Regions from separate parts of the Homo sapiens genome. Here region 2 is linked to region 1. Evidence: read pairs that join two places in POLR2A ChIA-PET (ENCODE). Cell type or tissue: MCF 10A. All regions are shown on one strand. Region 1 holds the start of YIPF1 (Yip1 domain family member 1). Region 2 overlaps LRRC42 (leucine rich repeat containing 42).

Evidence for each region. ChIA-PET counts read pairs that join two places held together with the same protein. Peaks named below come from ENCODE experiments on the same cell type or tissue, not always from the same donor. Only the 100,000 strongest peaks of a DNase experiment are listed, where the experiment ranks them.
Region 2: POLR2A ChIA-PET joins it to region 1 with 5 read pairs; 7 of 35 experiments call an interaction of 5 or more read pairs at or near these places.

Annotation. Positions count from the first base shown.
Region 1 is chr1:53,887,516-53,892,515 of GRCh38, forward strand. YIPF1 (Yip1 domain family member 1) reads right to left here and starts at 2,282. Exons shown (of 11, transcript NM_018982.5): 1 at 2,198-2,282; 2 at 1,729-1,948; 3 at 1,392-1,471. The coding sequence starts at 1,422. RefSeq lists a silencer at 1,041-1,335 and an enhancer at 2,221-2,515. In MCF 10A, no CTCF peak of the experiment used is centred here; DNase peaks (open chromatin) are centred at 2,376 and 2,646.
Region 2 is chr1:53,957,945-53,962,944 of GRCh38, forward strand. LRRC42 (leucine rich repeat containing 42) reads left to right here. Exons shown (of 9, transcript NM_001256409.2): 4 at 205-336; 5 at 2,412-2,530; 6 at 4,090-4,178; 7 at 4,352-4,465. Among named protein-coding and RNA genes, the nearest start is that of LRRC42, 14 kb to the left of the region's middle. RefSeq lists an enhancer at 832-1,538. In MCF 10A, a CTCF peak has its summit at 1,906; no DNase peak of the experiment used is centred here.

The DNA.
Region 1 (5,000 bases):
AAGGAAGGTAAAGGCTATAATTCAGAAAAAAGGTGACAGTGACCTTGAGCATGGTGAGAGTAGTGGTGGAGGTGGTCAGATGCTAGATGAATTTTGAAGACGAGGTTGACAGTATTTGCAAATTGAGGTGGATTTCTAGTACTTGCAAATGAAATAGATTTATCTTTAAACAGTGTATCTCTTCCTTAGATAACAGAGACAGCATAAGCTGTGATACCAGACTGGATGGGTTCAAATCCTGATTTTATCCCTTACTAACTGCGTGACCATTAGGCAAATTATTTTTCTGTGCCTCAGTCTCCTCATTAATAAAACAGGGGAATAAAGTAACTATTTCATAAAGTTGACATAAGGATTATCTGTACAGGATTTAGAACAGTGCCTGACATATAGTAAATGTTAGGTAAGGTGTTAATAAAACAAGTAAGTGGGCCAGGCCTGGTGGTTCATGCCTGTAATCCCAGCACTTTGGAAGGCCAAGATGGGTGGATCACAAGGTCAGAAGTTCGAGACCAGCCTGGCCAATATGGTGAAGCCCCGTCTCTACTAAAAATACAAAAATTAGTCGGGTGTGGTGACGGGCACCTGTAGTTCCAGCTACTCAGAAGGCTGAGGCAGGAGAATCGTCTGAACCCGGGAGGCAGAGGTTGCAGCAAGCCAAGATCGAGCCAAGGCACTCCAGCCTGGGCAACAGAGTGAGACTCCATCAAAAGAAACAAACAAACAAACAAACAAGTGTTCATCAATCCCTAGCCTAAGTCAGGCTCTGGGTTATGAGTCCTAATATCTCCTTGAACTTTTCCTCCAGCACTTTCATAGTTTGTAGGTATATATTTAAATGATCATTTAATAAATACATGTCCCCCTCACTAGACTGAGAGCTTCACAAGGAAACTATTTTGTTCACTCTTCTATCCCTGATAACTAGAACAATTGCCCGGTTCCTGGTCACAACCAGGAGATATTTACTGATTCAATGAGGGAATGATCTGATCACATTTCATCCTAATGATCTTTTTACATTTTTATCTACTCCACCAGTGGATAAACTTCTTCATCTTTTTGTCTCCAGTATCTTGTACGGTTCTAAGCACAAAGTAAGTGCTCAATAAATGTTTTCTGAACTAAAGCAGGAACTGTGTAAGCATTTTCTGTAATCACTGTACTAAATTTATGATACTCGTTACCAATCTGAAGGGTTATCTGGCAAAAAAAACAAAAACAAAAACAGCTGGTGTGGACAAACAGGAAACACCTGGATGTGGCCAACAGCCACCAAGATGTTTGAAATAATATCCTTCAATGTGTGAGGCAGTATAGGAATGAAAATACTTGCTGTGACTGTAGCAACAGTGATCATAAATATAAAGGTGGGCACCCAACTGGTATACCTTCAAATTGCAAGTCATCTACTGCTGCCATTCGGCCAGTGAGTCTTCTCCCAATTATGAGGAAGAAAATTTGCAGGGTTCTAAAAGAAAAAAATAGGTAAACATAATAGGATGACAGTATAAAGTATCTGCAAACAACTCTTATGTATTAGAAATGGTATCACTTTCCCTTGCCTCCCTTTTCAGTGGGGTTTAATAGGTTTATATAAAGATAACCACTAAGCATCAGGTATTATTAAATATTAAAACTGTAACAAAGAAACTAACCCCGGGGATCCAAAGGTTCCAATTCAACCTTATTTGGTTGTGTATGTACCAGGAATGAATCTCAACTCACTGTGTGAATGTTTAGAGAGCAGGTGCAGCCTAGAGATGTAACGATGAGGAAGGAGAGGCTGAGGTTTGAAAGAGGTGATGGGGACAGTGAAGAACAAAGGCAGTTCAGCCTAGCCAGTGGTTAAAGGCACAGGCTCTGGGGTCAGACAGAGCTGGGTTTGATTCCCGATTCTGCTGCTTCTCTGCTGTATGCGCGCTCCTCGCGGCCTCAGTTTCCTCATCTGTAAAATGGGTGCATAACGATACCTAGTCACACAGTGCGGGGGTCATTAAATGGGAGTGCGTGTAAGGAGCCTAGAGCGGAGTCAGGCAATTAGTAGGCAATGGGGTGTCGGCGACCCTGCAGCCCGGGACACCGCGAAGCAGAGGCAGTGTTTCAGGGAGAGGAGCTGGGCCGCGGCGGCCCGGGCGGGCAGGAGATCCTGAACCCCCTTAGCCTCGTACAGGTCCCGCAAACTCGGCAGCCTCACCTCGCGGGGTTAGGCGTCCCCCGGGTCCCGAGAAGGCTCGGGCCTCAGTTGCTCCGCGCCGGTTTCGGTCCAGCCCAGTTGCCGGAAGCCGGAGATCCGGGGGGCGGAACCTCTCCGCCTCCTCCGGGAAGAGCCCCGCCTCCTTAAAGAGACAGCAGCTCCCAGAGAAACCTGCGTGCTGCGGCGCGCAGAGCCCGCTCCCGCCCGCCCTTCTCCCGAGGCTGAGCCTCGAGTTCTTAAAGAGACAGGCGAGGGCGGAGTGGTGGGGTCGCTGAGTGTGACTACTTGGGCTGGCCTTGCTCCAGGGAACGTAGAAAATTCTCGAGTTTAGGGTTTTCTTACTGTGTGTTTATACCTCTTTTCCTAAGGAAATATAAAATCGGGTGATGAAAGACGATTGTGAAAGAAAAAATTAAGTCACCCGCGTCACCAGTCCCTCAGTTTCTTTTGGCCACAAAAATTTCACTGGTGAGAAAGTACATGATGAGTCAATTACATTCTGAATGAGTGATCGAAAGCGCGATGTCTGTTCGTATGAGCACCCCCAGTAAGTGAGCGCTTGGAAAGACTTTACATCTAATAATAGCCATATATAGTGTATTTTTTTCCCCAAGATGATCATGATCAGGCTTTGTACATGCAGGATCTCTAATTCTCAGAACAATCCTGCTATCTTGGGGTGATTATCCTCATTTTACAAAGAGAAAGCTGAGGCTTAGAGCATGTGCAGGGCACTTTTGGTTGAGTATGTACCAGGAATGAATCTCAGTTCATGAATTCAGCTGTGCTAGTATATCAGCCACCTCTTATGTCCCATTTCAGATCATCTTGGCCTCACCTGCTGCTTATTTCACCGCCACTCATCTTATTCCAGCGTCAGCAGATATAACCTGAGTGAGCTTGCCTCCAGTCTATGCCTCAGGCTTCTCACTTTCTGCTTCGAGGCTTGTTTCTTCATGCGATGGGGCCATGGGACCTTGCTGGAGCCAATCAGCACCCAGACAGGTGCATCCCAGAAGTGTAGGGGTAGAGAGTTGTTAATGTCTCATGAGGCAAATCTCTGACCAATGGGGTCAACACTTGATGAATATATGCTTTTCCTGTTTTTCCCCCTCAGGCGCCCTTTCATATAGCTTTCAAACTACCTAGCAGGATTAAGCAACCAAATGCCTTTGGAAGTGACGCATTTGACAATGCATCTTCGCAATGGGTCTCCTTCCTTCCCTGATATACAAGCCCTGTACTTCACTCCTGGTGCTTGGATTCATACTTGCCAATAAACTACTCATATGAGGAAGCAATATGAAGGCATGTTGGTACCAAAAGTGGCCCCAGAAAATAAAACCTTAGGTTGGCATTTTCTAACTGAACTGCGCACCAGTCACATGGCAACAACAAATATATTGCTGGTGTTAAGGGGAGAGAGAAGGAGGGGGGTGGTGGTGGTGTGATAACACTTAGAATAGAATGGCATCACAATTACTAAGGTGTCTGTCTGCAGTTGATTGGGATAACGTGCAGGTAGAAGATAAGGTGCTGAGTTATCTAGTGGCTGTGGCACAGGAACATTAAGAGGACAATGGTAATTATAAGGACTATGGAATGGACTGGGTGTTCTTAACTCCATTGGAAACCTTGAAAATAAAATGACAGACTTAGAACAGCCAACTGTCAACTTGAGGCACTTTGTGAAAGCTAGAGAGCCTCTATGGCAGCTTTGAAGATTCTTATTCTTCTATAGCCTTGAGAAAGACTGGACTGAAAATCAGGCCCAAGATCTAATTGTAAGGGTGGCAAAGTTTCAACGAAGACTGAATGCACAGCCTCTGTAGGTCTCCTCCATCAAAGCTGGGGCATTGTCAGAAAATGAATGGGAACCTGAGAACTGGGATGAGGATATTTGGGTAGGAAAGCCTGAGACTTGACCATCCCTCGTTTCCAGTTTCCCTTGAATCTTTCAAGGGAAAGGTGGCTGTGGCAGAAGTAGTCCTTTCCCCCTTGTTAAAGGAAAGCAAAGTCCTCTTGCTTACGGATCCTGCAATGATTACCTGCACAACATTGCTTTGGACTAAGGGACCAATTTAATTGTAAAGAACATGCAACAGTGACACATAACCATGGGTCTTACCCACTGGTCTTACCATGTGACTCAGTCATCCAATAGTAGGTGGCCTAATAGGATGGTGGAATGGCTTGTTAAAGGCACAGTTAGGGCTCCAGGTTGGGGAAAATACTCAGGAGACTGGGGCATTGTCCTCCGGCATGTAGTACATGTACTAAACCAATGGTTTATCAATTATTTATAATGGTACTTTGTTCTAAATACCTATAGATTTGCAAACCAAGGGGTAGCACTTCTTACTATCACTTTCAGTGAAACCTACACACATAGAATGTGTGCCTCCTGCGTCACAAGTTTAAGTTCTGCTTGGTTGGAGATCCTGGTCCCAGGGAAGCAGGGAAGGCGGAGAGAGAACACTTCCATTCCAGTTACAGTTCCACTGAATTGGAAGCTGTAACTACCACTTAGGCATTTTTGGCTTCTCATACCACTGCACCAGCAGGTAAAGAAAAGAGTGCCGGCTGGGCGCGGTGTCTCACGCCTGTAATCCCAGCACTTTCGGAGGCCAAGGTGGGCGGATCACCTGAGGTCAGGAATTCGAGACCAACCTGGCCAACATGGCGAAACCCATCTCTACTGAAAACACAAAAATTAGCTGGGCATGGTGGCACACGCCTGTAATCCCAGCTACTTGGGAGGCTGAGGCAGGAGAATTGCTTGAACCTGGGAGGCGGAGGTTGC
Region 2 (5,000 bases), 70 kb after region 1:
TCTACCATCACATAAAAAGATGTTCAAGGCATTTACTAATTAAAAAATTCAGCCTTTGCCCTGATAGTAATTAGTGAAGTCTGCTTATTCCATAGTACTGTGTCCTGATGGGATGGTAGGATATTGACTATGATACAAATCCACAAATGGTAATGCTTTAAGAGTAGTGAGGGGAAGCTATTGATTGCTCTCCACGCTCCGTAGGTATCTCGTGATTTCAGAAAAGCTTGAGGAGATTAAGTCTTTCCGGGAGCTGACCTGCCTGGATCTTTCCTGTTGCAAGCTTGGAGATGAGCATGAACTTCTAGAACATCTCACCAATGAAGCCCTGTCTAGGTACTGACCTGTCACCACTTGCAGATGAATTGTTTCAGTATTGTTTTAAAGGCTGATCCAACAGGATTATCTTCAGGAATGCTGATTACTTCCCATTCTTATGTTGATTTGCTTTTTTTTCCTAAAACATTTTCAATCTCCATTTACTTGGTATAAGCAATATAGATTAGACAACCCTTAGAAAGTCAGTCAGTTGACTCAAGTCAGTTAGTTGACTCTTTTTTTCTAAGTAACTTTTATTTTAATATGTAATACTTGAAGCTACGTAGGTTAAAAAGTGGTTTTGCCCCTTATTTATTTATTTTTATTTTTATTTTTTTTGGAGACAAAAGTTTCGTTTTTGCCACCCAGGCTGGAGTGCAATGGCACGATCTCAGCTCACCGCAACCTCCACCTCCCAGGTTCAAGCAATTCTCCTGCGTCAGCCTCCCAAGTAGCTGGGATTACAGGCATGCACCACCACGCCCAGCTAATTTTGTATTTTTAGTAGAGACGGGGTTTCTCCGTGTTGGTCAGGCTGGTCTCGAGGTCCTGACCTCAGGTGATCCTCCCGCCTCAGCCTCCCAAAGTGCTGGGATTACAGGCGTCAGCCACTGCGCCTGGCCCTATTTATTTATTTCTTTAGACGGAGTCTTGCTCTTGTTGTCCAGGCTGGAGTGCAGTGGCGTGATCTTGGCCCACTGCAACCTCCACCTCCAGGTTCAAGCTATTCTCATGCCTCAGCCTCCTGATAGCTGGGATTATAGGCGCCCCCCACCACGCCGGCTAATTTTTGTACTTTTAGTAGAGACGGGGGTTTTGCCATGTTGGCCAGGTTGGTCTCGAACTTCTGACCTCAGGTGATCCACCCACCTTGGGTTTTGCCCTTTATTTATCCAGTCCTAGTTTATTCTAGCAAGGGATGAGACATTATACCATAGTCAACAATCATTATCGTTTGCTACTTTAACTATCAATGAGCTACAATTATAAAGAAAATGAACTATTAAAGACAGCCAAAGAAATTCTTTTCAGGAGTCATGATTTAAAGAAATGGCCCAGTTCATACCATTCACAAATAGTCTGACTGATCTCAGGTTATTCTGGCCAGCAAAGAGGAGGACAGATGGATCCCTCTGTGGTTTTATAAACACCCAGAAGAACAACAGCATTACAAACCTAGGTCTAACCTACTACCTGAGGCCTGCTTCTGACAGTGACACCTACCTACTGCCCCATAAAAAGATGCTGTTGTGTGAGGCTAGCCAGCATCAAGGCTCAGATTTCTTATGTGAAAACGGAGCATATTAATATACCAATTCCAGCTTAGCATCAGATGGATTGGATTATGGGTATACCTTATTAACCCAAACTGAAAATCTAGATTGATAAAGCTGGTTAAATTTAGAGGATTGTTTGCTTTGCAAAAATAATTCTCATAGGAGTTCTTTAGCAGACTTTCCTGACATAGTTAGAATGTTTTTGATTTTCACACCATTTGTCAGAAAAGCAGCTTTTGTTTTAAAGTATATTTATCCCCTAGTGGAAGTCCATTTACCTCATTCAACAATATACCTTTAGTGCCCTCTGCCCTCTGAAATTAGTACTGCATGACACTAAATTAACTCTCACTTGGTAACTGAAATGGCACCAAAAAATCTTTTTTTTTTTTTTTTTGTTAGGCAGGGTCATGTTCTGTCACCTAGGCTGGAGTGCAGTGGTGCAATCATAGCTCACTGCAGCTTTGAAATCCTTGGTTGAAGCCATCTTCCTGCCTCAGCCTCCCAAGTAGCTGGGACCACAGGCACACAGCACCTTGGCTAGCTAATTTTTTAAAATTTCTTGCAGGGATGGGGTCTCTAACTCCTGGGCCCAAGTGATCCTCCAGCCTCAGTCTTCCAAAGTGCTGACATTACAAGCATGAGCCACCATGCCCAGCCCAAAAGAGCTTAACTTTGTTAAATGCATTGGGTATGAAATAGCAAGAGGTAGAGGATATGTTATATTTTTAAATGAAAATGTTGAAAGCATGTTTTTATACCTAGATTGTCTCAAACTCTCTTTGAGTAATTTATGTATGTACTTTGTTTCCCTAGTGTAACTCAGCTCCACCTGAAGGATAATTGTTTATCTGATGCTGGGGTGCGGAAGATGACAGCACCAGTTCGAGTGATGAAAAGAGGCCTTGAGAATCTAACATTATTAGACTTATCATGTAAGTTTTCTTCGAAATTATAGATTATTTTAATGTTGGAAGAATGGCCTTAGAGATCATGTAGTTCTTCCTCTTCATTTTAGAGGTGAGAAAGGAAAGGTGACTTTCCTCGGTGCCATAGAAACTTGGTGGCAGAACAGGATTGAGGCCAAAGACTCTTGACTCCTGGCCAACTGATTTTTCTAGCACATACCACCTCTTTAGGGTAGGAAAAACCCTTACACATTCATCCATGCCACTCGCTGTGTGCAAACAGAGACACCTTTCATCATATTCATTGCATACTTAAAGGACATTTGACTCATCTTTATTTTCCTTGAGTCTCTGATCCTTGGTGTCTGTCAGCTAGGTCCTTTTTTATCAGTGTTTGCCTGATGAAAAGCTGGATGAACGGATAATTTACTCAGATTAACCAGATATTGACTCCAATGGTAAGAGGTTGACAGAGATCATTTACAATTTAACCGAGCATCCATTGACTCTATGGCAGGACAGTATGATGCCAAAAGAATAGAAAGAGCAGTGGTTTGAGGTCTGAGGACCCTTCTTGGTCTACCACTTTTACTACCAGTTATATACCTTCAGACCAGTTATTTAACCACTTTGAGCATTGGTTTTGGCCTTTGTAAAATGAGGATAATAATGAATGTCCTGGCTGGGCGCGGTGGCTCACGCCTGTAATCCCAGCACTTTGGGAGGCCGAGGCGGGCAGATCACGAGGTCAGGAGATCAAGACCATCCTGGCTAACACAGTGAAACCCCGTCTCTACTAAAAAGATACAAAAAATCAGCTGGGCGTGGTGGCCGGCACCTGTAGTCCCAGCTACTCGGGAGGCTGAGGCAGGAGAATGGCGTGAATCCGGGAGGCGGAGCTTGCAAGTGAGCCAAGATTGCGTCACTCACTCCAGCCTGGGTGACAGAGCAAGACTCTGTCTCAAAAAAAAAAAAGAAATAATGAATGTCCTCCCTACCTCCCAGGGAAGTGTATTCATTCAACAAATATTTTTTGAGCATCTACAATGTGCCAGGCACTACGCTTATGGCCTTGAGGACTCAATGCTAAGTGTAGTACTCTCTGACGTGAGAAAGTAATATATAAGAAAGGATTCTGAAAATAATGCAAGTTGGTAAGAGTGGTGATAGTATCTGTGTCTAAGTTCCCTTGAATATCTTTTTAAAATAAATAAATGCTTTTACTTTGGAGGTGAAATGGCCATGAATAAAGTATGATAAACCATTGTAATACATGTTTATGTATGTTTTCATATGGTTCCAAATTAAACCCTTTGGGATAACTACCTGGTTCATTTATTTTTCTGCTCACCCCCAACTCCTAGAAAGTAAGAGCTGTAAAGGATCTTTAGGGATCATTGAGTGTGGCTCTTTTATATTACAAATAGTAAAGATCAGACCTCTGTATTTAATTTACTTTGAAAAGTTTGCCAACTCAAATGTTTTATAGTTTATCATTGCCCGGACGTTTTTCTGAGCTTATTTTTGGTTGTCATTTTAACAGCATTTATATTGTGACAGAATGCTACGTTGTTTTTGACATCTAGGTAACCCTGAGATCACAGATGCAGGCATTGGATACCTCTTTTCTTTTAGGAAACTAAACTGCTTAGATATCTCTGGGACAGGGCTCAAGGTAAGACTTTTGGTTCCTTCTCTCATTTTTCTAGACTCAACAATTTGATATTTTGCCTGTGCTAATTGGTATTTAGAAAGGGCTGGTATTTATGATGGTCTTTATTTACTACTGAAAACAAGTAAGAATTAACCAAATGTATTTGCATTTCTGATCTGTCTCTGCCTCACTAGGACATCAAAACCGTCAAGCACAAGCTCCAGACCCACATAGGCCTTGTTCACTCCAAAGTGCCTTTGAAGGAATTTGATCATAGTAACTGCAAGACAGAGGGCTGGGCTGACCAGGTACTCCAGATTTTTCTTCCTTGCGGTTGATGCAGCTTTTCATCTTAATTCCAAGTGTCTTATCCAACACATTGAATAAACAGTAATCCACTTGGTAGTCCTTGGTTAAATTGTCATCTTCATGTCAAATTGGAGACACTGATGGGCTATAACTGGCCCACGTGCTTAAAGAATTGGCGCCAGACCTTATATCTCATGCTCTGGTCACTAGGTTGTGCCTTATCTTTACTGGACCTAGGAGAAAATGTCATCTTACAGATGACTCAGAAAATAAGTGAATTCTGGCTTGCTACACAAAAAAGCAGTCTGACCCAACTTCAGAAGGACAGATTCTCTTAGTAGTGTGTATATACAGGAGAGAGAATAAACTCCGGTGTCATGCAAATAAAGATTCAAATATGATTCTTCTCTTTGTTTTGGGAAAGTTTCTTACCTCCCACAGCCTTAGTGAGGAGGTGTCTTTCTTGTCCTTCTCTCACTGAGTCTTAACAGTGAGAGAACTTTACTTTGACTTCCTTTTGTCTTGATGGTCTTT